2 separate regions of the Mus musculus genome follow, and region 1 is linked to region 2. Evidence: chromatin loops called from intact Hi-C (ENCODE). Cell type or tissue: left cerebral cortex. All regions are shown on one strand. Links, peaks and the distances in the headings refer to the core of each region. The heading gives the core; the rest is flanking DNA. Region 1 overlaps Ptprn2 (protein tyrosine phosphatase, receptor type, N polypeptide 2). Region 2 overlaps Ptprn2 (protein tyrosine phosphatase, receptor type, N polypeptide 2).

What was found. Hi-C counts contacts between places; a loop is a spot of excess contacts. Peaks named below come from ENCODE experiments on the same cell type or tissue, not always from the same donor. Only the 100,000 strongest peaks of a DNase experiment are listed, where the experiment ranks them.
Region 1: a loop joins it to region 2, with 2.3 times the contacts of the local background. A loop is called at or near these places in 5 of 42 quality-filtered maps.

Annotation. Positions count from the first base shown.
Region 1 is chr12:116,649,175-116,664,844 of GRCm38, reverse strand. All of the region lies in intron 2 of Ptprn2 (protein tyrosine phosphatase, receptor type, N polypeptide 2), which reads right to left. Among named protein-coding and RNA genes, the nearest start is that of Gm31336, 100 kb to the left of the region's middle. In left cerebral cortex, for the core only: a CTCF peak has its summit at 10,960 (motif pointing right); DNase peaks (open chromatin) are centred at 4,505 and 7,738; H3K27ac peaks cover 1,510 bases.
Region 2 is chr12:116,796,236-116,811,905 of GRCm38, reverse strand. The region is part of intron 3 of Ptprn2 (protein tyrosine phosphatase, receptor type, N polypeptide 2); the gene reads right to left. Among named protein-coding and RNA genes, the nearest start is that of Gm31336, 47 kb to the right of the region's middle. In left cerebral cortex, for the core only: no CTCF peak of the experiment used is centred there; DNase peaks (open chromatin) are centred at 4,843, 5,648, 6,923 and 7,692; H3K27ac peaks cover 3,302 bases.

The sequences.
Region 1 (15,670 bases), core at 3,390-11,389, 150 kb after region 2:
GTCTTGGACCTTTGGAACTGGCTTACGAGATCAGTACTGGGATAACAGGTGCCAATCAAAATCATTCATTTGAAAAGAAAGTATTATCAGTGCCATCCTCAAAAAGGGACACCTAATTGTGAGTTTCCCTGGGTTCAGAAGCAGCTCAAGCACCTGGCCACTATAGTTAAATTTCTTATTAAGAACAAGAAATTAAAGAATTTAAATATGCTTACAGGAATCGCAGACTAACAATATGAGGCTGAAGTAATTTCTAGGGAGGTCTAAGATAGACTCTGATCACCATAAATAGCCAAGCAGAGCCTCCCTCCTAACATGGGCCAAGGTCAGAAATCCAACCACCTGAGTGTCCTGAGTAGGAAAACTGGGGTAAATGATGAGACCCCTCTGCTGAGAACCTGGGTCACCTATGCCCTGAGAGTTGTTAGGCACAGTCAATAGCTGAATGAGGAGAAGACTGGTGGACATTAGGTAAGGAGCTCCCACGTCACAGGCCATACATATTTCTAGGAACAATGGAGTTAGCTCTCAGCCACCTACAGGGAGCACTTTGAAAGTTGCCTCTTTGAATCAGGCCTCTTTCTCCTCTTACCTACAGAGAGGCTCCTAGATCTACCCCACAATTCATCTAACACTACCACATCTAGTCACTTACCATGAGCCCCTTGGATAAGGCTACCAATGTATTTCTGGGTAAATTCGTCTTTCCAGGGTCTTGAAATATCTGCTGTGAAAATGTCTTCTGCATAGTTAAGAGCTGATATTTCATGGAACTCAATGGCATGATGATAGACACAGAGAATCATACCCTGAAGTCAGCAGCAGCATGCACCAGCTCACAGGGGCATTTGCTGAGATGCAACCATAGAGCCACCATCACTGCACTGAATACAGAAGGGACACCAGTGCTTCAAACTGAAAAAACAATGCATTTTTCTCTGAGGAAATATATATGCATATATATTTTCTCTTTGGAGATGCCTTTTCAAAGAAGAGAACTGTTTGCAAGAAGATTGGTTCAGACTTGTGTAACACCAACTATAATAAATAATTCCAAGACACAGGACAACTAAGCCAGCAGAATCTAGAGCAGTGGTTCTCAAACTATGAGTCACAGCCTCTTTGAGGGTTCCATATCAGATATCCTACATATCACATATTCACATTATGATTCATAGCCGTAGCAAGATTATAGTTATGAGGTAGCAACAAAAAAATAATTTTATGTTTGGGAGTCACCATAACATGAGGACCTGTATTAAAGGGTCATAGCGTTAGGAAGGTTGAGAGCCACTGGTCTACCATGTGTCTCAGAGCAGTCAAAGGCCCTCTTCTCATGGACTTTTCATTTTAACAAGGTAGAGAATAAAGTAGTCAGCTCTTCTGCAAGCCTTGTGTATTACAAACAGATGGGTGACTCTCCCCAAAGGTGTTGCCTCACTCCAGGCTCTGTTCACCCCTCTCTTCTGCACAAAGTCTCTAAAGGATGTTTATCTTGTCCGTTGCCTTTCTTTCTGTGCCCCTGAGGTTCTGAGCTGTGTCCACTGCAGAGTAATTCCTCTGTAGTAGTAATTCCTTTGCCACAGTGCACCACTACTCATGGTGTGAGGCTGAAGAGAGCTGAGGTTCCTCTCTCACTGAGCAAGTTCTTCAGCCCACCAACAACTGAGGCCTCATAAGCAGGATGCATTGGCCAGACCCCCCCTAGCCGAATGACTTCTTGATACAGCAGAGACCAGACATCATCTGCACAGCCACAATCTCCTGGTTCCACATGGTTTTCCACACTCAGAAGTAGCTCACACTGTACTGAGGCAAAGGTGTAATGCTAGTCAGCCTATATCAGCAGCTGTTGTGAGGCCATCTGGTTCATTCTCCTTCAGATGGATTCAGATGGATTGAGAGATGCAAACATGAACTGTGTTACCTCCTCACCCACTTTCTCCATGTTGGAAAAGTTTATTACCCCTCACAAGTGTGATGAGCAGGAAGTGTCAGCAGGTGAGTGGCCTGGCTCTGCCACACATTTCCCTCATTTGTCCTTATTCACTGATTTAACCTTTACTGAGCTAGAAGCTGCAAAGAGAGGAGGTACCTCCTAGAGCTCACTCCAGCAGAGGAAACAGGCCTATCAACACCTGAGCTTCCCAACACATTGTTATCACCGACTGACACCTGGCAGGAAGTGAAAGACCTGGGATGTGACTAGAAGAGTAGCTGTAAAGTCTTGACAGTCCTGGTGGATTGTCTCAGACTCAGTGAGATTTGTCCAACTGGAGGTGTGCTAACTGGATGCTTTCTGTTTTATCCTTCTAGAAAGTCACTGGAAAATGTAAAACAGAGTGTGCTTTCTGAGTTTATGCTATGGTGGGATGTCCTTAGGAAGATTGGTATGAGATATCGTCTGACGCATTCCACATCCTGCAAAAAAGACTTCACTGATACATCATAAAATTCAGTGGGATTTAGTAACAGATGACCCTTCACAATGTGCGTGAGCCTCATCCAACATGAATGCTTCCAGGAAAAGTCTGAGGACGCCTGAAGGATATCTACCTTTCCCCATCAACAGCATAAACCCAAGACTCAACACTGACTCTGCCTTGAACTTGGTTCTTCCCTACATCCCTCCAATCTTCCATGAAGTGGAAGTGGCTATTTCCTTTTAAGGTTTTAGCCTCTCTGAGTTGAGTGAAATATCACACACCTGTGATCTCAGTATTCCGAAGGCCAAGACAGGAGGACTGTGAGACTGAAGCTAGCCTGGGTGTCACAGGATCTGTGCTTGAGATCCAAGCCTGTTGGACAGCACAGAAGAAAGTCATGCCAGATCATGCCAGTCCTCCAAGGAAGCAGAGATCTGAGCACCAGGCAAGTAAGTCCCATAGGCAGTGTGGTGCCAACCAATTTTAAAACAAAGCAGAAATACATTCACCCCCATGACATGATATCCAGTAATCAGCAGTCAGGTGGGGACTGTTTAGGAGCTGGCTTGGGAATATGATGGGCTGATTCAGCCATGACTTACCATGCTCATATGAGAGAATACAGCAGAGGAGGAAAGTTGAGGACATGTTGGAGTAACCCTTGGCCTAGGGACAGCAGCCAGTGACTGCAGCCCTCCTGAAGGGAACCAGGAGAACATAAAACAAACCCCCACTCATACTCCTTCTATGTATGTCTTCTGGGAGCTCCCATGATATTGGTCTCTCTGACAAGGAGAACAGGGGCAGCCATCAGCATTACTGAGGTCTTGGACATAGAGACGAGCTAGGAAAGATGCTGATGCTCTGAAAGACAAAGACTCACTTTGGACATCATGGCAAAATAAACAGGACTGTCAGTATGGGGGGAGCTGGGATGGTAGGGATTTATCAGTAACTCCAGCATTGTCTGGACCAGGAAAGGTTCCAATTAGACCTAGAAACCAACGTAGTCCCCAACACAACAAAGGGCCTTCTATTGCCTTTGTCAGCCGACCTTGTAAAAATGACCATTTCTCCTGGATATTCAGAGTGCTCAGTAGGCACACATGTATTTGAAGGCACCCCACCCAATGCTTTTTCTCAAACCCTGCTCTGCCTAGAACAGTGCCCAGTACTCTATCACGCCCAGTGCCCTAACTAGAGTGGAGCCATGTAAAACCCACACCCACAACTCCATCCAGAGCCCTGACCAGCACTGCCCATGTCCAATGAGGGTGAGCATGGGTATCTGAGGAAACTCAGCTCTGCACATAGTATGATCTGCTCACAAAGTGACATTACAAAACCGCAGTGAAGGCTGACTTCCAAGTGTCCCCTGCAAATAGGACACCCTATCCTTATAGCCATCACTATCACAAAGTCTTCTCTGTGACTTTGAGGTCCTCATCCCAGCTGGTAGGATTTGGGTAGTAATTTTCCCCCCCACTAAGGACAAAAGGATAATAAGAGCAGGTGGCAGAGGTAGGGATCTGGATCTTTTGCTTTCCAGATGAGCATCTGCCTCCCTCTGTGTGTCCTTCCCCCTTCCCCCTCCCCCCTTCCCCTCCCCCCTCCCCCCTTCCCCTCCCCCCTTCCCCAACAGCCCAGCTACAACCAAAATGAGCCTGCAGAGTGCATGTCTGTAAACATAGAGTACCTGTGGGCCCCAAGCTCCATGAAGAAGGGAAATCTTTAGAGAAGCCCCCATCCCTGAGGATATCTTATCAAACCCATTGATTCTGGCCGCAAAAGGCAGAAGGACAGAACAGCCAAGGGGAAAAAACCTGAAAACATCGGGTTGCACAGGGTGTGAGCCCCGCTTTCCCCTGCTCCCCAGGTTTTGTTTTTTTCTCCTTTTCAGTCAAAAGCCTAAGTTTGAAAATCCTGCAAACACCTAGGAAACTTAAACACCGTGGTTATAAATTTAAAAAGGTCAAGTGTACTTAACATGCTCGCCAATTAACACCATGAAGAGAGCTGAAGTTCAGCCAGGTTCCCGTGGGTGTGGAGACTGTCTCTACAAGAGCTGCCTGGCAGAACCACCCCTGACTTCAGCTCCACATAAATGATGCAGAAATGGCTCCCAGTGTGAGAGCTGACATTTAGAGCATGAATCCGAGGCTGAAAGAGCTTCCCTCAGACAACAGAAAGGCCCCTGCTCCACCCAGCGCCCCGCTGAGCCTCTGACCTCGCTGGATTTCCTGCTCAAGAAGCCTTGCACCTGGCAACAGAAATTCTTTGGGGGGGCATAATTTTCAACAGATAAGATTTCTTGTTTTTTTTCAAACCAATTTCTCATGGCTGGTTGGTGCTTCTTCCAAATGCTGTGGTTACTCTATGTTCGTCAAAGCTGAATTAACTAGTGCTTAGGAGGATGGGAGTCTGATGGTTGACAGAGCAGGCTGACCTGAGCCAGCTCTTCACCTTGCAAGTTTCTCCCACAAAGTAGCTGGGAGGCACAACATTAGTTCTCAGCTCTTACTCCCTCTCCTCCCCCACCTGCCCAACCTCAAACCACACCCTAATCTAGCTGCAGGGATTGTTACTCTCCTCCTTCTCCCTCCCTCAAGTCTCTGCCATCAGCCTGGGGTCCCTCTTTGGGGACCCAGCTTCCAGCAGCCTCAAGTGCCTTATAGGAAGCCATACCTCTGCACCCAAAGATTCCTTATGGGCATCAGACTCCCTATGCCCAAGCCCCTCATGAGGAGTAGGTCACTCCCTGTATTCCCACATACTTAATGGGGAGCTTGTCCTCTGCACACTGAGACCCTCATGCAGAGCTGATCCATATGTCCGGGCCCCTGATTGGGAGCTGACTCTCCATTTCCCTGGTCCCATGTGAGAAGTTAATTCCCTATACAACCAGGCCCTTCCTGGGGAGCTAGCTCCCTGAGACCAGGGGCCCCTTAAGTGCTCCTTGCCATGCTTTGAGACAACTGGTGATGCCTAGGCAAGAAGAGGTAAATGGACAGTCTTCCTTTCTCAGAACTGGATGGTACTCATCTCAGTCTTGGAGCTCCACTACAACAGTTCTAACCACAGACTGTGATAGTGCACATAGGACAATGACAGTGCACACAAGGTCAGTGACTGTGCACACAAGGTCAGTGACAGTGCACACAAAGTCAGTGACGGTGCATACAAGAACAGTGACAGTGCACACAAGGTCAGTGACAGTGCACACAAGAACAGTGACAGTGCACACAAAGTCAGTGACTGTGCACACAAGGTCAGTGACAGTGCACACAAGGTCAGTGACAGTGCACACAAGGTCAGTGATGGTGCACACCAGGTCAGTGACAGTGCACACAAGAACAGTGACAGTGCACACAAGGTCAGTGACAGTGCACACAAGAACAGTGACAGTGCACACAAAGTCAGTGACTGTGCACACAAGGTCAGTGACAGTGCACACAAGGTCAGTGACAGTGCACACAAGGACAGTGACTAGGACATAACCTGACCACCAGCCAGGATACCAGAGCTCTGCTAATGATGGGCAGCTTCCCAAACTTTGTATCTCCCTCTAGCTCAGAACAACCAAAGAAAACCAGATGTGTACCAGCAAGTCACTTCAAAGTTCTACTCTCATTGAGAGGCCTTCCTTCTCTGAGATCTGCCCCTCCCTGGGCCATTCATTTCCTACCCTTCTACACCCCTTGAGCCAACTATCACGGTGACCCCACTGTTCATGGAGCTCTGACGAAATGGCCTCAGCTCTCCTTAGATGTACCCACACATTCCCACCTTGAGAAGCTGAGTTTCAGTTAAAGGACCAATGCCATACATAGGCTGTCAGGATGCTGTGGTACCAGTAATACTACATGGTATTAGAGAATACAAGGGGACATCTCTGCCAACGCCCAGGTGACAGTAACAGTAGTGAGCAGGGTACTGAAGCTGCCCAGGCTTGGGTAAGACAGCTCTGAGCTAAGCAGGCAATTTTCTAAGAACAAAGGGGACAGACAGGCATTCCATTTTATTGGCACCTTCATACCCAGGTAAGGAGTAATCACCCCAGGTTCAATGACCCAGGGGACAGGACAAGGCAACACCAAGAGTAGACCCTTTCTAGGGCTGACAGTGGCCTAGGCAAGCCAAACATAGCACTGGGTGGGGGGCTGGCTTTAGACCACAGAGCAGCAGCAACTATCTACTTGACTGAGGTGTCCTTGGTAAAAGCAAATGAATTGCCTCTGACCATGTGGACATGCGTAGGGAAGGGCTAGGTTGAGGGGCACTTATTGTGGAGACTGCCAGCCCAGCCAATGTGAGTTTCTTACCTTTGACACAAAATGACTTTGGAACATTTTTACCCATAGGAAGAGACTGAGACAGAAAGCAGCATGGCATAGAGATCATTGCAGTGTGTAAGCAGTGCATAGGAAGGAAGGGTCAAGCCCTGAGCTGGTGTCGCAGAAGACATCTTTGTGGCTTCCTCCAATCACCAATAAATGCTGTGACTGTCTTCTGACACAGTGGCTGCATCCATGAACACCAAAAGACCTGCAGTAGCCCCCACACTAGACTTTCAAGAGCCCAAAGCAGTCCTCCAGGGCAAAATTCCCCCAAGACAGATAAAAGCATAGAACAGTGAAGGCAGAGGACAACAGCCCCGAGATGTACCTGAGGCAGACACATCAATTCCCATCTTTTAAGCAAGCAGCATCCCACCCTAGCTGGCCACTGAAGCAGGCCTTTCACTTGCCTTCAGCCACTGAGGGGCACAGGTCTATGACCTCTCTCATCTGATCAGGCCTTAGGCTCTGAAAACAGACATGCACATATTTCCTTCTGAGTGATGCTCATATGAGTGTACACGCTGTACACCTGGGGACGGCAGTCAGAAACCCTCCAGAGCCTTCCCACTCATGATGGCTCTTCCTTAAACTGCCTAGAAGCTGTGAGCAGTGTGGATCCACTCTTCAGAGACTCCACACAAAGCTGCATGAACAGAGAATCTACAACAGGACAAAGACCTCATAAACCCCCTCCTGCAGTCCTGACACCCCATCTTGTCCTCACATCTCTCACACATTTGCCTGACTTCCCCAGAAAGATAATATGTAAGCTCTGGCTTAAATATCAAAATAGCATCCTGCCTAGAAAGCAGGGCATCAAAAGACCACACAGTTTCACTTGAGGACTTGTAAAGGAGACTTTAAACCCAAGATGAGAGTGTTAGTTATTCCTGCAATACTCCTCCATTATTGCACCAGCGGGTGCATCTTGACAGGGCAGTCATGGCTATAGCTCACAGGGATCACTGCTAGATAAGGCTGCCAATAACTGTTCTCCCCCAGGAGCAGACATGCAACCTTCCAGCACTGTGAAAGCTTGCCAGCATAGATAGAAACTTCGAGGTTGGTGCCAGCTTGACTTCTCCAAGTCCTCTCACTCAAACATATGGCATCTTCATCAATAGATTTTAACATCAGGTTCTGGGTGGTAAAGAATAGTGGCAGTAGTCTGTAATGCCATATTCATGTGGTATCTTCTTGGGTTTTCAAGGTCAGTGCTACATAGAACTCAGTATGGGAAACGAACGGTCCACCATTGCACCCAGCACACTCCTGTCACACGCACACTGTTTTCCAATACAGTTACAATTTTTGTCAGATCCCTGTCCTAGCTCTCTGCTTTTCTGGGAGCTGTGACTCTGTATTTATTTACTTTCGGTGTTCTCTCTATTCTACACTTTCTTTTCCTGTGTCTCCTGTCTTTTACTGCAGGTTTTCTCAAAGTGTCCAGTCATCCTGGGCTGTCCACTTATATTTAACAAAGATGTAGAGAAAGCTGGGTGGCAGTCATGTTCACCTGATGAGCCAGGGTAGGTGTCAGGGGAAGGAGATGACATTGAGTTCTTCCTCGGGCAAACTTCTGTTCCTATTTCTGCCCCCAAGCCTATCCAATGCACACACACATGCACATGTACACACACTATACCACATACACATGGATGCACACATGCACACATTCACACATACACACTACACACACACCACACACACCACACATACCACACATATATATGCAGGAACACACATGCAAACAGATGCATGCACATGCACCCACACATACACATGTGCACACACATACCACACATCATATGAACATACACACATGCACACACATGCACATGTACACACACATGTGCACACAGCAAAACCTGGGTGGGGGGAAGCACAGTGGACAAGTGAGATCAGGGAGGCTGAATTTCTTTTCATATGCTCTCAGGTCAGCTAGCACTGCACAGCCTGGCACATAGTCAGTCTCACAGGAATGTTCCAGATACTAAAATGGCCATTGCACTAGAATCATCCCACCTGGGGATGCAAGAGATAGGGCATTTATACTTCCTTCCTTACCTACCATGTCCAATCTATGACTCTTCCTGAAGTCTGAGATTTAATATTTAGATGTTATATTCACTACAAGGAAACTCAACAGACTCTATACATTCCATAAACTTTGACAAAAGAAAGGGAATAACATATTGATGTTCCTTTTAGGGAACTGGCTGAATCAGTTTTTGTCCAAACTTTAGGTAGACAGAGCAGACTTTGTGAAATCCAAGGCATCCTACCATCTCTACACTCATATTTACGTAGATTTCCAAGGTTTTTATTTAGCTTTATTTCTGTATGTTTAACAGACACAAAACTCCTCATAAACCTAACTGCAAAATCTTCTTGAATCATAACAAAATTATAGCCATCAAAATCAACAGGCTGCTGTATGGCAGTTGCTGCCAGTGTCTCTGATTATCGGTGTTGTTCCTGCATCATTGTGAGGTCAAGTCCATGTAAACCTAATGAAAGTAGTTGGTGCTCATTAACCCCTGGTCTCTGTTTCAATTAGATCCAAAACACAAGATACTGAAGTCACTGACCCTGCCTTGCTCTGAAAAAAAGAGTCCTCCAGCACTGAATCCAGCCTCCTGGCCCTAGCCATGAGTGCAGACTTTCCTGTGGGGTGCAGCCACACAGGGATGCAGGATTTAGGGCTTTTTGTCACTCTCATGAACCTTGAGCCCCACATATAGTATCCTTCACAAAGACAGAGGCATCCCTACCATGTCAGCAGATCTGCACGTACCAGGTTAGCTCTTCAAATGCCAACCAACAGTCCCCACAGTCCTGCCTACTCCCAGAACATGTAAAATCACCACGATGGCTTCACTTGACAGGTAAAGGCTGAGCAGAAAATAACCTTGGGCTGTTCTCCCAGTGACAAGCAATGCCACTCCATCTGCTAATGTCCAAAGCCCAGCTTTGAAAGAGAAGATTTGTGCAAACCAAGATAAAGAATGGAAAGCAAAAACAAGAATCACCCACAGGGAGGACCTGGAGGGTTCTCGGCATCAGAAGAGACACCTTGGACAGCAGCAGTAGTCACAGGGCCCTGTGGTCTTGGAGGACCTAAGGTTCTCTACGGGAGAACAAGAGCAGGAAGGGCAGAGGTACAGTTTTAGACATTTGTCTTTGCAGAGTAGAGTACCCTGAAGGCATATCAGTGGAGAAAGGCATCTTTAAAACAGGTGGAAGGAACTGAAGGAGGAGAATAAAAGGGACAGGGTCATGGAAAGGACAGTGGCTCCCAGTGTCTGACAGGAAGCCCAGCAGATGCCCAGAAAAGGACATAAGAAGCTGGGGACCGCTTATGTAAATTCACTGCAGCTCAGACAGGGCCACTGGGTTCTCTTGCAGTCTCCTGCCCATTGGTCCAGATTGTCAATGTATTCACCAGGGTTCTCTAGAGGAACCTACAGAATGAGTGTGTGTGTGTGTGTGTGTGTGAGAGAGAGAGAGAGAGGGGGGGGGGAGAGAGAGAGAGAGAGAGAGAGAGAGAGAGAGAGAGAGAGAGAGGGAGAGAGAGAGAGAGAGTTTACAGGCTGTGGCCCAGCCAGTCCAACAATGTATGTTTACCAATGGAAAGCCCAAGAATACAGAAGTTGTTCAGTCTATGAGGCTGGATGTCCCAGCTGATCTTCAGTATACACCGGAGTAACGAAGAAGTAAACTCTAACGCCAGAGAAGGAATGGTCTTGCTGGGGAGGGTGGGGGCAATAGGCAAAGAACAAAAAGCTTCCATCTTCCATGTTCTTAAATAGGATGCCAGCAAAAGGCCTGGCCCAGGTTAAAGGTGGATCTTCCACGTCGAAAGATGAAAGGTGGGCTTTCCCACTTCAACATCACTTAATGAAGAAAATAATCGCTCACAAGTATACCAAGCTTGGGTTTTAGTTAATTCCAGATGTAGTTACCCTAACAATCAAGAATGTTGTCATCATAGTGGGTAAGATTAGATTTTTGAGAAGAGGATCCATGTCCAAAACAGCAGGGGAGGAGCTGAAAAACTAAATGTGAAAAGGAGAGGACCAGGAAAGTCCAGAATCTGAGAAGAACAATGACACAGGTTTGCAGGGCTCTGTGAGCAGAAAGCTGCAGGACAAGGCACACCTGTACTGACTCCAAGGCTGCTGCAGGATGGGGTCCCTGCCACTAGGAGGAGCACATCTCAGGGTCATGCTAAAGAGGTTGGGTTAGGAATGTAACCTCTATGCACAGGTTCACCTATATCCTAAATGGTAAACTCACTCAAAACTGCAACCCTAGGCTAAGAGAGGCTCCTACTTCTACTGTCACGCCTGACTGAAATTCCCACACTCTCAGTAGAGTAGCTTTGCATTAGGAAAATCAAAATGGCCCCCTAGAATGCAAGCCCCATGGAGATAAGTTCTAGGTTATGTGCACTACTATGCACTCAACGTTTTCTATGGGGTACTCAATATTTGTTGGGTAATTTTAAGCCCTTCCCCCAAATGCCATACATTACACCTACGTCTTCTGATGCAGCTAACCTCTGACCTTGCACAAGGCTACCAAATTGACTCCAATAAAGAGAGGGCTCATGAATGGGAGAGAGGGGTCTACTGATGTCTCACTTCTTCTGCATCCTGATGAAGATGAACATAATTCAGAGAATGCACTGAGGTACCCTAGTAGCCATGACCAGCAGAGCAATACATCTCTGGAATAAGGCTGCCCAAAGTGAAGGATAGGCTTAGCAAAGAAGGATAGTACCACACAGTGGCCATGTGGACACTCCCTGCTTTGCCCCACTGTAAACACACCAAAGGATCACTGTGAGGCAGGGCAGAAGGAAAGAACATCTTCCCAGGCCTCTCATGGCAATACAGTGGTGGAAGAGTAAGTGGCATGTTACAATCAAGAAAGAAGAAAACCAAGAGATGAGCTCAGAGGGCATCAGACAGGTCTGAATAGCAGACAACTGGCCACACTTGAGATCAGACCTAACTAACAGCAAACTGAGAGATGCCCTGCTAAGGTCAGGGCCATAGGATTCATGTGTGCTATTCCCTTCGTGGACTCCATGCAGAGAAACAGATGCATCTTTGACACCAGGAGAAAGCAGTGAACTCCCCCATTACACTCCACATACAGCATGTCCACTCATGCTGGGGAAGAGGGCTCGCACATTGGGCCCCCACTACTCATGCCTTTCTCCTGACTTTTTACCATTCAGATATCTCAGCCAGGGTCGCAAGTCTGTGGGTCATCATAGCATGGTGCAGTTGATTCGCCCATCAGGATTCTGGCTTAGGGAAGTACACAGGTTCCTGAGGCAGCTACCTCTTGTCCATCTTCTTCATCACACCATTGGCTGAGCCAAGTTGAGCTAGAAATGGCTCACCAGAGTACCAGCTTCACTCATAACCCACCAGAGTCACAGTGCCTGGGGCTTATACACTGCATACCTGGAGGCTCTCAAGATCTGATTGAGCTGTCCTTTGGCTTTAGACACAATTAGTTGCCATTCACACAGGGAAATCCAGAAGGAGCCCAGTGAGGTTGATCAGTGCATGAACCCATACGAATGCTTGCAGGTGGGCAGGTGGAGACTGACTACAGTCAGGATAAGTACAGAGACAAGGAAGCAGTTTTAGTTCCACCAGTAAGAGTTCTTTTCTCACAGACGTCATGAGCCTTTTGGTCTGGTTGGTCCATGAACGGTGTCCTTTGAGCCTTTGCCAGCAGCTTTGAAGCCCAGATGAATTTAGCTACGATACCACAAGCTTGATCTCTACTATCAAGAAGCCAGATGTTGGTTTGTAGTGTGGTGTGTGTTTGTGTGTGTGTGTGTGTGTGTGTGTGTGTGTGTGCATGTGCATACACATGTTTGGGGTGCATGTTCATGTGGAAGCCAGAAGTCAATGTAGAGCATCTTTCTATGTCTTTCCCCACCATATTTTTTGAGACAGGGTCTTTCATTGAACCAGGAGCTCACTAATTTGAGACCAGCTGGCCAGCAAGCTCCCAGCCTCCACCACAAGCCCTGGAGTTACAATGTAGATCTCCATGCCCAGCTTTTCCATGGGTTCTGAGGATCCAAACTCGGATCCTCACACAGCAAGCACTTTTCCCACTGAATCATTGCGTTTGTGTGTTGATGATTTTGTCAACTTGACACAAGCTAAAGTCATGTGAGAGAAGTGAACTTCAGTTGAGAAAGTGTCAACATGAAATTGAGCTATAAAGCATTTTCTTAATTAATAATTGATGTGGGAGGGCCTAGCCCATTGTGGATGGTGCCTCCCCTGGACTGGTGGTTCTGGGTTCTATAAGAAAGCAGGCAGAGCAAGCCATGAAGAGCAAGCCAATAAATAGCACCCCTCCATGGCCTCTGCATTAGCTCCTGCCTCCAGGTTCCTGCCTTGCTTGAGTTCCTGTCCTGATTTCTTTTTATGAAGAACAGCAATATGGAGGAATAAGGTGAGTAAGCCCTTTCCTTCCCAAGATGCTTTGGCCATAGTGTTTCATCATAGCAATAGAAACCCTAACTAAGATTAAATACCATGATGGCTTCAATGAAATCATTAGGGATCAATTGTCATGGAACTGTGTGGGAATCCGGTATTTTTCATTAATGTGGCACCCAAATCAGAAGGGGACATTTGAGCTGAAGTCTACTGTAAACCTCCTGGCACAGACTTAGAAGACCCTCATGCCACTGTCTCTTGTGGAGAAGGTCATCAATGACAAGCCAGGACATTCATTGGCTAGAGACCCTAAGCCATATGGACCATGGGGCTGCCTCACCATGGCCTTGGCTCTCCATTGACATATACCTATGGCACCTCTCATATCAAAGTCCATGCTGGTCTCCAGGCTCCTACAGTCCTCATTCACAAGTAGATATTACACCTTTCAAATTCCACACTAGCATTCTGGTCCCTATCACACCCATCTCCTCTACCCTAAACTCCTAGGCCTGATCCAGTTCTTGAGCTTCTCTCTACTCAGCTACTCCTTATTGCCCCAAAACCTACTACTCTCTACTCTTCTCTCTGGCTACTCTCTGCTATCTCAGCATATCTACTGTTCCTGATATTCTCCCAAGCCCTGGCTGTGCCCAGGCTGTTTTGGCTTTGTTTGTTTGTTTGTTTTTGGGGTTTTGGGTTTTGGGTTTTTTATTTTGTTTTGGTTTTCTCTCTGCTCTGGACTCTTCAAGATGCCTCTAGAGATTTTGCTCTCTCTTGTGTGTACAACAAAAACATTCCCTCAAGGGAGCAACCACCACATTCTTTTCTTTACTGTGTCCCCTTCAAATATACTCTTCAGTAAAACTACTCTCTGGAAATGTCCAGGGAAGTACGTCTTCTGAGTGGTTCTAAATCCTGCCAAACTGTTAATGAAGATTAACCAACCATCCCAGCCCCATATTGTACAGTCTGCACCAAGCTGCTCTCTGAGTAAGCTGTTAGGTCCCCACCACTCATCATTGGTCCATAGTGGGAGAGTCATGATCTCAGATAGAGTATATACAACATAGCATCATTCACTGAGTACTGTTATGGTAGTGGAGTTGGTCTGCCTCCTATTTAGAGTCCCTGAGGTGGTTTGGATTGCACGCCCCGGGCCTGTCCCTCTCTAAGCAGACTAAAGCCATCTTTAATCACCCAGCCACCTGGGCCTGCTTGCAGCCGATTTTCACCTTGAGATGTCCTCTGGAAAGCCGATGAAGGATCTCAGCAGCTAGTCTGGCCGTCATGGCAGTTTCCTAAATAATCCAACACATCACAATGCAGATCTTTTCATTAACCCAGAGGGCTCTGAGCTCATAGGGATTATTCTCTTTTCAGTCCCAGGCGCTGAAGATGTGTGCTACACCCTCCTCCTTGCTGACTTCACTGGTGCACATAAGAAGCCTGCAGAATCTCCCTTAAGCCTATCAGTGGTCTCAACCTATTAAGGTCAGAGTTGTTCTCCTATCTTCGATGATTTAGCCAAAATAACTGAAGTCACTTAAAAATAATCAGGCAACCTCTTCCAGGGCCTTTGAGGCCTTTGGGGTCTTTGGGGCCTTTGGGGATAGTGTCTTGGGCTGCTATGTAGTCGTACATTATAGGCCTTGGGGGCAGTGCAGGACTTGGGGGCTAAGGGGTCAGACACCTAGAATAGCTACAAATTCTTCCTGTACTGCTTTATATGTGGCATGTGGAGTCAGGAACACCCTAGCCAACGGGCTTCTCCAATACAAGATTAAATCAATCAATCAATCAATCAATCAATCAGGGGTCAGAGAGATGGCTCAGTGGGCAAAAATACTTGCTACACAAACTTGACAACCTGAACTCGATCCTCAGAACCCATGGTAGGAGGAAAGACCAACTTCTGAAAGCTGTCCTTGTATCTACTCCAAGTGTGTGTGTGTGTGTGTGTGTGTGTGTGTGTGTGTGTGTGTGTGTGTGTGTCTCCCTCTCTCTCTCTCTCTCTCTCTCTCTCTCTCTCTCTCTCTCTCTCCCTCTCCATCTCTCTCTCTCTCTCTCTCTCTCTCACACACACACACACACACACACACACACACAAGAGATATAACAGCACATAGTAGTCTCATTCCTACAAAGAGTACAACCTGAGCCCTTTTATAAAGATCAGCTTTGCCCAATATGATTTGGAGTACCTAGCCAAGCATGGTTTGGTTTTCTATTGCATCCTAGAGTTAGATCATAAGGAACCAGTTCAAGCTCCATAGACTATGTACCACAGCCTGCAGGAACATAGCTTCTGACTATTATACAGGTGATGCATATTTGTGATTTTGGTAAATCTGCCTGCCAACACCTTTGGAGTTAATATGTGGTACTGTGTAGTGGATACACCCGACCCTGTAGTGTCTAA
Region 2 (15,670 bases), core at 4,090-12,089:
TACTGAATGGCTGAGAAACACCTGAAAAAAATGTTCAACATCCTTAATCATCAGGAAAATGCAAATCAAAACAACCCTGAGATTCCACCTCACACCAGTCAGAATGGCTAAGATCAAAAATTCAGGTGACAGCAGATGCTGGTGAGGATGTGGAGAAAGAGGAACACTACTCCATTGTTGGTGGGATTGCAAGCTTGTACAACCACTCTGGAAATCAGTCTGGCGGTTCCTCAGAAAATGGGACATAGTACTACAAGAGGATCCCGCAATACCTCTCCTGGGCATATATCTAGAAGATGTTCCAACCGGTAAGGACACATGCTCCACTATGTTCATAGCAGCCTTATTTATAATAGCCAGAAGCTGGAAAGAACCCAGATGCCCCTCAACAGAGGGATGGATACAGAAAATGTGGTACATTTACACAATGGAGTACTACTCAGCTATTAAAAAGAATGAATTTATGAAATTCCTAGGCAAGTGGATGGACCTGGAGGGCATCATCCTGAGTAAGGTAACCCAATCACAAAAGAACTCACACAATATCTACTCACTGATAAATGGATATTAGCCCAGAAACTTAGAATACCCAAGATATAAGATAAAATTTGCTAAACACATGAAACTCAAGAAGAACAAAGACCAAAGTGTGGACACTTTGCCCCTTCTTAGAATTGGGAATAAAACACCCATGGAAGGAGTTACAGAGACAAAGTTTGAAGCTGAGATGAAAGGATGGACCATCTAGAGACAGCCATATCTGGGCATCCATCCCATAATCAGCTTCCAAACGCTGACACTACTGCATACACTAGCAAGATTTTGCTGAAAGGACCCAGATATAGCTGTCTCTTGTGAGACTATGCCAGGGCCTAGCAAACACAGAAGTGGATGCTCACAGTCAGCTATTGGATGGATCACAGGGCCCCCAATGGAAGAGCTAGAGAAAGTACCCAAGGAGCTAAAGGGGTCTGCAACCCTATAGATGGAACAACAATATGAACTAACCATTACCCCCAGAGCTCATGTCTCTAGCTGCATATGTATCAGAAGATGGCCTAGTCGGCCATCAGTGGAAAAAGAGGCCCATTGGTCATGCAAACTTTATATGCCTCAGTACAGAGGAACACCAGGGCCAAGAAGTAGGAGTGGGTGGTTTGGGGAGTGGGTGGGGGAGCGTGTGGGGGACTTTTGGAATAGCATTGGAAATGTAAATGAAATAAATACCTAATTAAAAAAAATAGGTGAAGAGTTCAGCTGGGGCTAGAGAGTAAGAAAGATTCATAAGGGAAATATGATCCAAGGCTAGAACTAACAGGACTAAGTCAGATGAAGAATTCTGTAGCAGTTGATCAGCATGAGGAGGTGTTAAGGGACTGACATCTGATATAGGTGACTACAAAAGCAGAGAAAAGAGTAAGAGACAGTATTCTACCCAGAGGCTGAATATCATGTCTGGAAGTGCTGGACCTTATGGGATTCACTGCGGGCAATGGAAGCCTTTGGAGCAATTCAGTGATAATACAACTGCACCTAGGAAGATGAAGCCATAGTTTAGATGTGAAAGTCCTCCAAAGGCTTAAATGCTAAAGATTTGGTCCCCAGGGTGGCACTAATGAGCTATATGGACTTATAGGAGTTGAGTACTTATGGAAAGCACATGACTCCTCAGAGGCCTGTCTCTGAAGGGAATCCAAGCTCCTTTTCTCCACTACCTTTTATTCTTGCCATGAAGTGAGCAGTTTTCTCTGTCACATGTTCTGGTCATTTCCATCTGGTAATATCAAAAGCCTAAGAGAAACTGGTCCAACCAATCATGGACTGGAACCTTAAAACTATGAGCCAAAGCAAACATTTTGTATTTGTGACATCATTATCTTGGGTGTTTTCTTATAGTAACAAAAAGCTAAACAACATATAAAAATAGTGTCGGGGTGAAGCCTTTGAATATATCTTGACCTGAAGTGGCATGAAAGAACCTTTCAAACTGAGTTAAGGGAAGGGGTTGAAAGAGCTTGGAGGAACGAGAACAAACCTTCTCGGCAGGGTTGAACACACGTTTCCTAGCCTGGGCTTTGACTTGCAATACTGCCTCTGACATCCATGCTATAGTATGACTGTTCCCCTGAACTGGAGCCCATAGCCTATGGAGTGTAGCTATTGGGCCATTGGAAGTGAGAGCAAGGAAACACAGAATAAAAAGTTGTGGGGATGAAGGAGCTCCTTGATGGACTCCCTTCAGAGACAAGCCTCTGATGAGCCATGTACTTCCCATGACCTCTGTCCATGGTCAAGTCAAAAGTTCTTCATCTGAGCTATCTGCATGACAGAATAAAATTTCCCACAAGAGTATTACCACCTCAATATGGCAGGTGACTTCAAATAATGCACTTATGAGGATGGAACCATGCCAAGGAGCCCTACTATGAGAGATGGATGATCCCAATGAACATCCTACTAGGGTAGGATGATATTAACAAATTCTTCTGAGAAGCCAAGATAACTCCACTTTTTCAACTGGCTGGCAGCTGAGTCCTCTGACCTTCATTTCCACATTCACTTCCGTCGGTCCATAGAGGCTGTATCTACTCTTCCAGTGGCTTTCACCCAATTTAGACACATCTCCTGAGGTGGCCACATGGACCAATCAGATGAGTGTAGAAATAGCTGGCTTAGAGCTAGTGCCCAAAACACAGAAGGTCCTTTCTGCTTGGTGGTCATATCACTCTACATGTCTAGTGTCATAGCTGTCCCCACCTGACTCATGGATATGGGTGGACATATGCTGATTCAGGCATGCTAAGCAAGCCTTAGCTGAAAGGAACTCATTTTTGGTGGTTCCAGTTATAGGAAAACAAATAGGGCATGATTGACAGTGGTGACTGCCATAAGATATTTCTCTATCCATCAAACCAAGTTGTATTCCTGAGTACACAAGACTGTGGGATTCTAAAGACTACTGAAAATGGAAATTTTCTTGTATCTGTGATCGGTTGGTTGATTCACACACAGATTAGATTTAGATACACATTACTCCTAAGATTTGAGGAAAACATGGAAAGCATCAATTAAATTAAAATCAACATTTAAAAGAAGAGCCCTTTTGATACGGACAGCAAGGCACAAGAGGGCTCCTCATGATTCCACAACACTCTAGCACTGAGAGGGAGACTGAGGCTTCAGTGAAAGGCCCCACGCATAGGTCGTTCTAGAGGTTCAATCTGGGAATGTTTTGATACCAGACTATACTGAGAACTGCCAAAGTGACCTGTGGCAAGTCCAGTCCCTCTGACCAGTGCCACCTCATGGCCTTGGGATTGACTTGACTGGGGCAGTAGGGAATAAAGAAATAACATGTGCAGAAAAGCTGGTGTGGAGTGGGCCCATGAGCTCTGATGGAGATGCACCAGCAGCCTAGAAAATCAATGCATTCATTACATACAGCTGAATGAGGAAACTGGCTTATTATACAGAGCTGGGTGAATAAGCAGGTTTATAATGTACTGCTGGACAAGGCGGTCAGTTAGCTAATCGTGGGGATGCACAGTCACTGTAGGGGAGCAGTCTTCTACTGCAGCCATCCCAGTGGAGAAAGCTGTGGTTGATGATTTCTTCATAGTCTGTCAGCACCCATATTTGAACCAGGGGAAGACCTTGCCACAGCCATGAGTCTGAGGAACTGGCATTCTTGACATGCCGTTCCCTTGTCAATATATACATTCATTCAGGACTCTGTCACCACTCCTCAGGCCAGCATCTCTACCACTAAATGCATAATCTGTTTTGCTGGCCACCCATTCTGACAGATGTGTTGTCTCAAGGAAGAAAGGCCCTTTGGAGAGATGGAAGAACACCTGGAAGTGCTGACAGAGGCGGTTTGAAGTGGGGAGAGCGAGAATGAGCATTTCACGCTGTGTACACAGAACTTTCCAAAGTGGGACAAACTACATTCTACAGAACACACTTTATTTTTGCTTTTGAACTTTGGAAAGGGCTGACACAGAATGCTCTCGCAACCAAAATAATATGGTTGTGTTGGTAATTCAGCCCCATCGAGCTAACAACTAAGGCTACCTCCTATATGTGGGTGAGTCATGACATGAGGGAAAGAACAGCAAATTTAATGACAATAATCCAAAAGTGAACGCTTAAGGAACAGGGAAACATTTCTAGGAGCAAGAATGATGAGCTAGAGGAGGCAGGTGGCAGGGAGTGGCCGGGTGGTTGAGTGGCCAGAGCATGTTTCTGGCATAAGGTGACTCCAGAGGGAACATGTCAACACGTAGACTGAGCATCTTCCTGCCTTGCCTTCCCCTGATCAGCCTGGATAGAAAGGCTCTGGTCATACAGTAGCCATCATGGGAGGGAAGGCGCTATTCCAGCAGCTGGTCAGTAAAGTCTTGGGAGGGGGTGGACTCAGAAGAAGGTTTTCTGCACAAGTGTGGGTACTCTCTTGTATGGAAGGTCACAACGATCATGAAGAGGGAAGACAAGGAGACTCTAGCTCACAGAGAGGAGGAAGAGGGAGGCTGGGACCCATATTTCCAGAGGAGAGAATTGAGGTCGTGTGTTCAGATACTGAACCAGCAAGGAAAAGAACAGGAATCCAACCTGAAAGGAAGGTACCACTGGCCCCTGCTCCTAACCCCACACTGCACATCCCCGGGACCAAGAAACAGAAGGACTGCTGGTGTCACTATCACCATGACAGCCACTGCAGTGACAAAATTGTGCTTATGAATATAAAAGCACTCTGCTTCTGAGGGCACAGAACTGGACATTTCTGAGAGAGGAGAAAAATGTGTCAGACCCTAGAAGGCTTAAAACAGAATTCTAAACCCAGGGCCCCCCACTTAAATCTCAGGAGACTCTGAGGACAGCTTGAGTGCCTGTACCACAGTGTAAGAAGCAAAAGCTCTGCTCTTCCCCAGCAGAGGCCCTGTTCCTGGCCCTGCAGCATAGAAAGCCTGCTTCCCCCTGAACAGAGTGGCCAGCCTGCATGTCAGATGTAGCAGTGCCATAGTTGCTGATGCCCAGGGACAACCAAGCTGTGAGCTAGGTTCTCTCTACAGCCAGAGAGAGACTTATTTGAATCCAAAATCTAAGTGTTTCCAATGAACTTAAAAATTTCAAAACAGTTTAAAAATGAACAAACAACAGAACACACACATGCAAATATAACACATCAAATGTGCCTATGTTTACACACCTACTACAGAAATGCACATGCACGTGTATACACCAAAATGGAGGGAATACAGACTTATAGAAGAAAGCAGTACTTTTCAAGAGGCACGTATTTCCCATGCCGAACCTCAATTTGGATTTCCCTGTTTTCCACCCCCCGTTGTTTTAAGATATGATGCAATCACATTTGATTTCTAAGACACAGTCCTAATATTTCCTCTCAAATAGATATCACCCAATACTGAGCACTCTCATTTTAAGCAGCTATCAGTTTGCTTTTCTAACTGTGCTGTCATGAAAGACATTTGTAGCAGCTCTGCTGTCTGCTAGAGTAGAGCCAATAATTCATTTGACTTTAGAGTTAGTGTGCAAAAATTTTCTAAAAGAAAAAAATGCAAAATCATTGGCAGGAAATGGCACATGTTTTTAGCTCAGCTGTGAGGAGTACAGAGAGTGGGAGAGTATAAAATGGAATTCAGGAGGCGATGGCTGTGGAAGAGGGAGTTGGCCATGTGGTTCTTCGTGCATCCATAAGCTACATAGAACCAAAGAAATGCCATGCACATCTTTGAGAGAAAACACCTGACAGCTGATGGAGGTCACAAAGGATCTGAATATCTTACTGGGATACTGAAACAGGAACCCAGAGCCAGGCAGGCAAAATGATATGAAGACTGCCCTTTCTCTCTGAAGGACTTGTTCCCCTCATAGCATGCTGTCCACAGAGGACAAACATTCACACCACAGGGCTCATCATGAATTAAACAAAGCAAGCTTGGAAACAGAGCCATTGCAGAAACACCCATTTCTCTGTTAGAAGTCCTTTGGTGGGGCCTCAGGACCACATGAACAGGATGGCCCCCAGGGGAGTAGGCAGACAAATACACGTGTGCCATATCAACACATCAAGGCCAGGGCAAGACAAATCACCCATACTCCAGCCTTCTTACCCCATGTTACACCCTTATCTCTCTGGAAATGAAAGGTCCAAAGTCAAGATCTCCCTGTGGTCTCCCTGAGTGAGGCTGTGGGTTACCATGGTAACCAGCACTCATCCCTAATGCTGGTCACAGGTGGAATTTATGCTCACTCAGATCCATGTGTCTGACAGGTTTCCTGGTCCATCCTCTCTGCTGCAAAGAATCAGAGCAGGAACAGTACATGCCATGCTGCTGCCAAACCTCTAGATGCCAATTACTTGGAGGGGGAAAAATCATCCTTATGCCTCTGGGTAGAGAGTGGTGTCACCAGTTAGACAGCTCAGTGAAAAGCATCAGACCTGTATTCGTTGCAGTCCAACCTGAACACATTGCTACTAAATTATTTGTGGGCTATTGGATGGTATGTGCTCCACAGGGACTCCAGAGCTGGAGGCTGGGACCCTCTGTTCACTCTGCCCTGGTTATCACAGCAAACAAGGGATGTGTCTCTGCAAAGCATCACAGACTTGACAGGAGGCCCCATCTGCCTGCCTCAAGTGCCCGTGCCCTACTCTCAGAGCTGGTAGAACAAAATGGATTCTTTGAGACAAGCAAGGAGTGCTAAGGACCAAGGAAGAGACAAAAGTCATTAACTCATGGGTGGAATAAAAGAAGATGCAAGACATTATAGCAACTCAGTGAACAAACCAGGGGCATAACTGCCACCTGCAGCATTTATCCAAGTCACCTAGAACATAAACAACCCTGGGGCTTCCTAATGAAGGAACATGCTGGGAGCAGGGCTGCTGCAGTGGGGAGGGGAGGAGGGAACATGTCATTTTATTTAAGGAGGCCCAACTGGCTTTCCTGCACTCCTAGGCTGTCTAGATAAAAGTAGGTTTGGCCCCATGTTCCTCAACATGTAGCCAGGAACTAAAGCCAGCAGGGAAGAAGAGATTGGACTCAGTTATACGTTCCATGCCAAGCTAGATTTACATACACTTTAAAAAATACGTTTTGAGTACTAACTGTGGGGGAAATGAATACAAATGTCTTTGATCTAATCAGCTCTCATTCCTAAAATCTGGAACCTAGAGATATTCTTGCAAAGCCATGGATAACTAAGCAGGAACTCATGAGCCTGAGGTTTCACTTTCACTGGTCAGCCTTTCTTTATATAACTTCCAGCCCCACCACAGGGTGCTACAGGACAGGACTTGTTAGGAGATTGGTGCACAACAAACAAAGCCTCCTTCCACATGGGCATGCCAGAGGGAGCCATGGACATTGGATCTGTGGAAGAACCTACCACAGATTCTCAGTCCCATGGCCCCTTGCCAGAAGGCCTTACCCTTTGCTGAAGTGTTTTACCTTCACTGGAGGACATTGGTCCCATCTCCTTTCCAGACTGTCAGCTTATCAGACCTTCTGCTCTAGAGAGACTCTAAGGAATTTAGTCAGCAAGCAAATAAGAAAGTGGTATTCCTGGAGTAGTGAGGTATCCAATGTTCCCATGGGGGAAGGGACAGAAAATAAGTGGGCAGAGAACAGAACCATCGGAAAGTGCACTGGGTTGGATGTGCACTGTCTTTCCCATGTGACACAAGGAAGGTATGATGATACAACTGCCCAGGTTCTTCACCTTCAGTGACACTACCTACCAGCAAGTGTTTGGGTAGCTGGGATAGAGTGAAGTCATCTCTCCTCCCAAGAAAAGGAAGACTGGCAGTTCTAGTCCTACACTCTGTCAAGACATCCACATTATATCAAAGCAAAAGTTAAGGCAGATTGTTAAGTTGCTTGCTGAGAAACATTGGGGTTTCATTCCAGGCCCTCATTTCTCCCAGTCTACCTTCAAGACCTTTCTGTGTCTGATTCCATTCCAAATATATACTACCAGGAACAATACAACTCTTTCATGTGAGGTTGGCAAACGTGACAAGGCATATGTGAGAATTTCTCAAAAGACGTAGACAAGCACACCATGATATCTTCTGTACCACTGACTTAGTTCTCCTAACCCAGGGCAGGTGTGTTTCTATGAGGCAATGAAGATGCTTCTGGAGGGGGAAGCTGCACATTGATGTTGATGATGCAGGATAGAACGGCCCTCCAAATGCACAAGGACAGCTCAGGCAGATCAGAGACCAACTGAAGTGTTTCTCAACAGCTGCCAGTGGCAACCCACAGGAAACAGTGTTACCATGGACCTCAAATTCCACAGAGCAGCAGAGTGCCGCCAAGACTCCTTAGAGGTTACTTTGGCAAGCCTGTAACTCCTATCCTTGGCACAGTCCAGGAAAATATTTCCCCACAGGGCAAGTATTATATGGCTGCAGATCCTGTTAGACCACATGTATCTACGAGATACTTATCCTATGTTACGATGTCAATAGAAACAGCGGTAGCTACTTTCACATCTTTGTGACCAACATACTTGACAGAAACATGTCAAAATGAACAGAAAAGTTCATTTTGGCTTACGGTTTCAAGACATTTCAATATAGGATGGTGATGAAGGCATGCCGGAGTTCATAGCAGCAGAATCATGCAGCACCATAATGAAACAAGAAAACAGAGTAGGCACTGGGACCCAGAGCCTAATAATGTTCAAAGGAATGTGCCTAAAGACCTTCTTCCAAAAACCAGGATCTACATGCAAAAAGATCTACCACCTTCAAAAGAGTATTAACAGCCAAAGACCAAATGCTCAAAACATGAACCTGGGTCCAACAAGACTGCTCACTGGGTATGGGAGTCTGAATCACAGTGGCCTCCATAGGCTTATATATTTGACTGCTTGGTCAGCAGGGACTAGTACTTTTTGGAAGGATTAAGAGGTGTGGCTTTGTTGGATGAGGTGTGTCACTGGGGGGTGGGCTTTGAGATTTTAGGGACTCAAGCCAGGCCCTCTGTCTCTTCCTGCTGCCCTCAGATCTAGATGTAGAACTCTCAACTTTTCCATCACCATGTCTCCCTGTGTGCTGCCATTCTCCTTGCTATTACTAAACTTCTAAGCAACAGACCCAATTAAACATTTTCTTTTATGAGTGATCACAGTGCCTCTCCACAGCATAGAACACTGACTAAGACAGTAATTAAAGGTGAATATTGCCAAGTCTGATGACCTGAGTTAAATCCCAGGAACGCACGGGGTATAGGGAGAAAATCAATTCTCACAAGTTATACTCTGACCTCCACATGCAAGCCATACTGCACATATGTGTATGTCCAGACACACACACACACACACAAATAAATACAACAAAAGCATTTATGGCGCCCAGCCCGAGAGGTTTCTGCCTCAGGCCCCGGCGGCGGGAGCCTCCTTGGCTCCAGGACTCCGCGGAGGGCAGGCTGCACGGGTGAGGGTGTGGAATACAGAGGCCAGCCGTTTCTGGGACAGGCGAGAGCCACAGAGCTTCTGAGGCGGCGCCATCTTCGGCTCCAGACAACTGGCCACCTTCCTGGTGAGAGCACAGGGGTCTTCCCGGCACGAGAGGTTTCTGCCTCAGGACCCGGCGGGAGCCTCCTTGGCTCCAGGACTCCGCGGAGGGCAGGCTGCACGGGTGAGGGTGTGGAATATAGAGACCAGCAGTTTCTGGGACAGGCGAGAGCCAGAGAGCTTCCGAGGCGGTGCCATCTTCGGCTCCAGACAACCGGCCACCTTCCTTGCCAAAGCAACACAGCTTCTGGGAAAGATCCTGTTTTGGGCCTTCATCTTCAGCCAGGAGGAGGTACAAACACCAGATAACTGTGCACCTTCCCTGAAAGAGGAGAGCTTGCCTGCAGAGACTGCTCTGAACACTGAAACTCAGAGGAGAGAGCTAGTCTCCCACGTCTGCTGATAGAGGGTAACAAAATCAACAGAGGAACAATCTCTAAACAAAGACAACTATAACAACTAACTCCAGAGATTGCCAGATGGCGAAAGGTAAACGTAAGAATCCTACTAACAGAAACCAGGACCAGTCACCATCATCAGAACCCAGAATGCCCACTATGCCCAGTCCAGGGCACCCTAACACACCTGAAAAGGTAGACCTGGATTTAAAAGCATATCTCATGATGATGGTAGAGGACATAAAGAAGGAATTTAATAACTCACTTAAAGAAATACAGGAGAACACTGCTAAAGAGTTACAAGTCCTTAAAGAAAAACAGGAAAACACAACCAAACAGGTAGAAGTCCTTATAGAAAAACAGGAAAACACATCCAAACAGGTGATAGAAATGAACAAAACCATACTAGACCTAAAAAGGGAAGTAGACACAATAAAGAAAATCCAAAGTGAGGCAACGCTGGAGATAGAAACCCTAGGAAAGAAATCTGGAACCATAGATGCCAGCATCAGCAACAGAATACAAGAGATGGAAGAGAGAATCTCAGGTGCAGAAGATTCCATAGAGAACATTGGCACAACAATCAAAGAAAATGGAAAATGCAAAAAGATCCTAACTCAAAACATCCAGGAAATCCAGGACACAATGAGAAGACCAAACCTACAGATAATAGGAGTGGATGAGAATGAAGATTTTCAACTCAAAGGACCAGCAAACATCTTCAACAAAATTATTGAAGAAAACTTCCCAAATCTAAAGAAAGAGATGCCCATGAACATACAAGAAGCCTACAGAACTCCAAATAGACTGGACCAGAAAAGAAATTCCTCCCGACACATAATAATCAGAACATCAAATGCACTAAATAAAGATATAATACTAAAAGCAGTAAGGGAAAAAGGTCAAGTAACATATAAAGGCAAGCCTATCAGAATTACACCAGATTTTTCACCAGAGACTATGAAAGCCAGAAGAGCCTGGACAGATGTTATATAGACACTAAGAGAACACAAATTCCGGCCCAGGCTACTATACCCAGCCAAACTCTCAATTACCATAGATGGAGAAACCAAAGTATTCCACGACAAAACTAAATTCACCCATTATCTCTCCACGAATCCAGCCCTTCAAAGGATAATAACAGAAAAAAACCAATACAAGGACGGGAACCACGCCCTAGAAAAAAACAAGAAGATAATCCCTCAACAAAACTAAAAGAAGACAGCCACAAGAACAGAATGCCAACTTTAACAACAAAAATAACAGGAAGCAACAATTACTTTTCCTTAATATCTCTTAATATCAATGGTCTCAACACCCCAATAAAAAGACATAGACTAACAAACTGGCTACACAAATAAGACCCAACATTTTGCTGCTTACAGGAAACTCATCTCAGAGAAAAAGATAGACACTACCTCAGAATGAAAGGCTGGAAAACAATTTTCCAAGCAAATGGGCTGAAGAAACAAGCTGGAGTAGCCATCCTAATATCTGATAAGATTGACTTCCAACCCAAAGTCATCAAAAAAGACAAGGAGGGGCACTTCATACTCATCAAAGGTAAAATCCTCCAAGAGGAACTCTCAATTCTGAATATCTATGCTCCAAATACAAGGGCAGCCACATTCATTAAAGAAACTTTAGTAAAGCTCAAAGCACACATTGCACCTCACACAATAATAGTGGGAGACTTCAACACACCACTTTCACCAATGGACAGATCATGGAAACAGAAACTAAACAGGGACACAGTGAAACTAACAGAAGTGATGAAACAAATGGACTTAACAGATATCTACAGAACATTTTATCCTAAAACAAAAGGATATACCTTCTTCTCGGCACCTCATGGTACCTTCTCTAAAATTGACCACATAATTGGTCACAAAACAAACCTCAACATATACAAAAATATTGAAATTGTCCCATGCATCTTATCAGACCACCATGGTCTAAGGCTGATCTTCAATAACAAAATAAATAATAGAAAGCCAACATTCACGTGGAAACTGAACAACACTCTTCTCAATGATACCTTGGTCAAGGAAGGAATAAAGAAAGAAATTAAGGACTTTTTGGAGTTTAATGAAAATGAAGCCACAACATACCCAAACTTATGGGACACAATGAAAGCATTCCTAAGAGGAAAACTCATAGCTCTGAGTGCCTCCAAAAAGAAACTAGAGAGAGCACACATTAGCAGCTTGACAACACACCTAAAATGTCTAGAAGAAAAGGAAGCAAATTCACCCAAGAGGAGTAGAAGGCAGGAAATAATCAAACTCAGGGGTGAAATCAACCAAGTGGAAAAAAGAAGAACTGTTCAAAGAATCAAGCAATCAAGGAGCTGGTTCTTTGAGAAAATCAACAAGATAGATAAACCCTTAGCCAGACTCACTAGAGGGCACAGGGAAAGCATCCTAATTAACAAAATCAGAAATGAAAAGGGAGACATAACAACAGATCCTGAAGAAATCCAAAACACCATCAGATCCTTCTACAAAAGGCTATACTCAACAAAACTGGAAAACCTGGACGAAATGGACAAATTTCTGGACAGATACCAGGTACCAAAGTTGAATCAGGATCAAGTTGACCATCTAAACAGTCCCATATCCCCTAAAGAAATAGAAGCAGTTGTTAATAGTCTCCCAGCCAAAAAAAGCCCAGGACCAGATGGGTTTAGTGCAGAGTTCTATCAGACCTTCAAAGAAGATCTAATTCCAGTTCTTCACAAACTATTCCACAAGATAGAAGTAGAAGGTACTCTACCCAACTCATTTTATGAAGCCACTATTACTCTGATACCTAAACCACAAAAAGACCCAACAAAGATAGAGAACTTCAGACCAATTTCCCTTATGAATATCGATGCAAAAATCCTCAATAAAGTTCTTGCTAACCAAATCCAAGAACACATCAAAACAATCATCCATCCTGACCAAGTAGGTTTCATCCCAGGGATGCAGTGATGGTTCAATATACGGAAATCCATCAATGTAATCCAGTATATAAACAAAGTCAAAGACAAAAACCACATGATCGTCTCGTTAGATGCTGAGAAAGCATTTGACAAAATCCAACATCCATTCATGATAAAAGTCTTGGAAAGATCAGGAATTCAAGGCCCATACCTAAACATGATAAAAGCAATCTACAGCAAACCAATAGCCAACATCAAAGTAAATGGTGAGAAGCTGGAAGCAATCCCACTAAAATCAGGGACTAGACAAGGCTGTCCACTCTTGCCCTACCTATTCAACATTGTACTTGAAGTCCTAGCCAGAGCAATTAGACAACAAAAGGAGATCAAGGGGATACAAATTGGAAAGGAAGAAGTCAAAATATCACTTTTTGCAGATGATATGATAGTATATATAAGTGACCCTAAAAATTCCACCAGAGAACTCTTAAGCCTGATAAACATCTTCGGTGAAGTAGCTGGATATAAAATAAACTCAAACAAGTCAATGGCCTTTCTCTACACAAAGAATAAACAGGCTGAGAAAGAAATTAGGGAGACAACACCCTTCTCAATAGTCACAAATAATATAAAATACCTTGGCGTGACTCTAACTAAGGAAGTGAAAGATCTGTATGATAAGAACTTCAAGTCTCTAAAGAAAGAAATTAAAGAAGATCTCAGAAGTTGGAAAGATCTCCCATGCTCATGGATTGGCAGGATCAACATTGTAAAAATGGCCATCTTGCCAAAAGCAATCTACAGATTCAATGCAATCCCCATCAAAATTCCAACTCAATTCTTCAACGAATTAGAAGGAGCAATTTGCAAATTCATCTGAAATAACAAAAAACCGAGGATAGCAAAAACTCTTCTCAAGGATAAAAGAACCTCTGGTGGAATCACCATGCCAGACCTAAAACTGTACTACAGAGCAATTGTGATCAAAACTGCATGGTACTGGTATAGTGACAGACAAGTAGACCAATGGAACAGAATTGAAGACCCAGAGATGAACCCACACACCTATGGTCACTTGATCTTTGACAAGGGAGCTAAAACCATCCAGTGGAAAAAAGACAGCATTTTCAACAAATGGTGCTGGAACAACTGGCGGTTATCATGTAGAAGAATGGGAATTGATCCATTTCTATCTCCTTGTACTAAGGTCAAATCTAAGTGGATTAAGGAACTCCACATAAAACCAGAGACACTGAAACTTATAGAGGAGAAAGTAGGGAAAAGCCTTGAAGATATGGGTACAGGGGGAAAATTCCTGAATAGAACAGCAATGGCTTGTGCTGTAAGATCAAGAATCGATAAATGGGACCTCATAAAATTGCAAAGCTTCTGCAAAGCAAAAGATACCGTCAATAAGACAAAAAGGCCACCAACAGATTGGGAAAGGATCTTTACCTATCCCAAATCGGATAGGGGACTAATATCCAATATATATAAAGAACTCAAGAAGGTGGACTCCAGAAAATCAAATAACTCCATTAAAAATGGGGCTCAGAGCTGAACAAAGAATTCTCACCTGAGGAATACCGAATGGCAGAGAAGCACCTGAAAAAATGTTCAACATCCTTAATCATCAGGGAAATGCAAATCAAAACAACACTGAGATTCCACTTCACTCCAGTCAGAATGGCTAAGATCAAAAACTCAGGTGACAGCAGATGCTGGCGAGGATGTGGAGAAAGGGGAACACTCCTCCATTGTTGGTGGGATTGCAAGCTTGTACAACCACTCTGGAAATCAGTCTGGCGGTTCCTTAAAAAATTGGACATGGTACTACCGGAGGATCCTGCAATACCTCTCCTGGGCATATATCCAGAAGATGTCCCAACTGGTAAGAAGAACACATGCTCCACTATGTTCATAGCAGCCTTATTTATAATAGCCAGAAGCTGGAAAGAACCCAGATGCTCCTCAACAGAGGAATGGATACAGAAAATGTGGTACATTTACACAATGGAATACTACTCAGCTATTAAAAAAATGAATTTATGAAATTCCTAGGCAAATGGATGGACCTGGAGGGTATCATCCTGAGTGAAGTAACCCAATCACAAAGGAACTCGCACAATATGTACTCACTGATAAGTGGATATTAGCCCAGAAACTTAGAATACCCAAGATATAAGATACAACTTGCCAAACGCATGAAATTCAAGAAGAACGAAGACCAAAGTGTGGACACTTTACCCTTTCTTAGAAATGGGAACAAAACACCCATGGAAGGAGATACAGAGTCAAAATTTGGAGCTGTGACCAAAGGATGGACCATCTAGTGATTGCCATATGCAGGGATCCATCCCATAAGCAGCTTCCAAATGCTGACACCATTGCATACACTAGCAAGATTTTGCTGAAAGGACCCAGATATAGCTGTCTCTTGTGAGACTATGCCGGGGCCTAGCAAACACAGAAGTGGATGATCACAGTCAGCTATTGGATGGGTCACACGGCCCCTTATGGAGGAGCTAAAGAAATTACCCAAGGAGCTAAAGGGAACAGCAACCCTATAGGTGGAACAACAATATGAACTAACCAGTACCCGGGAGCTCTTGTCTTTAGCTGCATATGTATCAAAAGATGGCCTAGTCGGTCATCACTGGAAAGAGAGGCCCATTGGACTTGCAAACTTTATATGCCCCAGTACAGGGGAACACCAGGGCCAAAAAGGGGCATTGGGTGGTTAGGGGATTGGGGGGGTGGGTATGGGAGACCTTTGGGATAGCATTGAAAATGT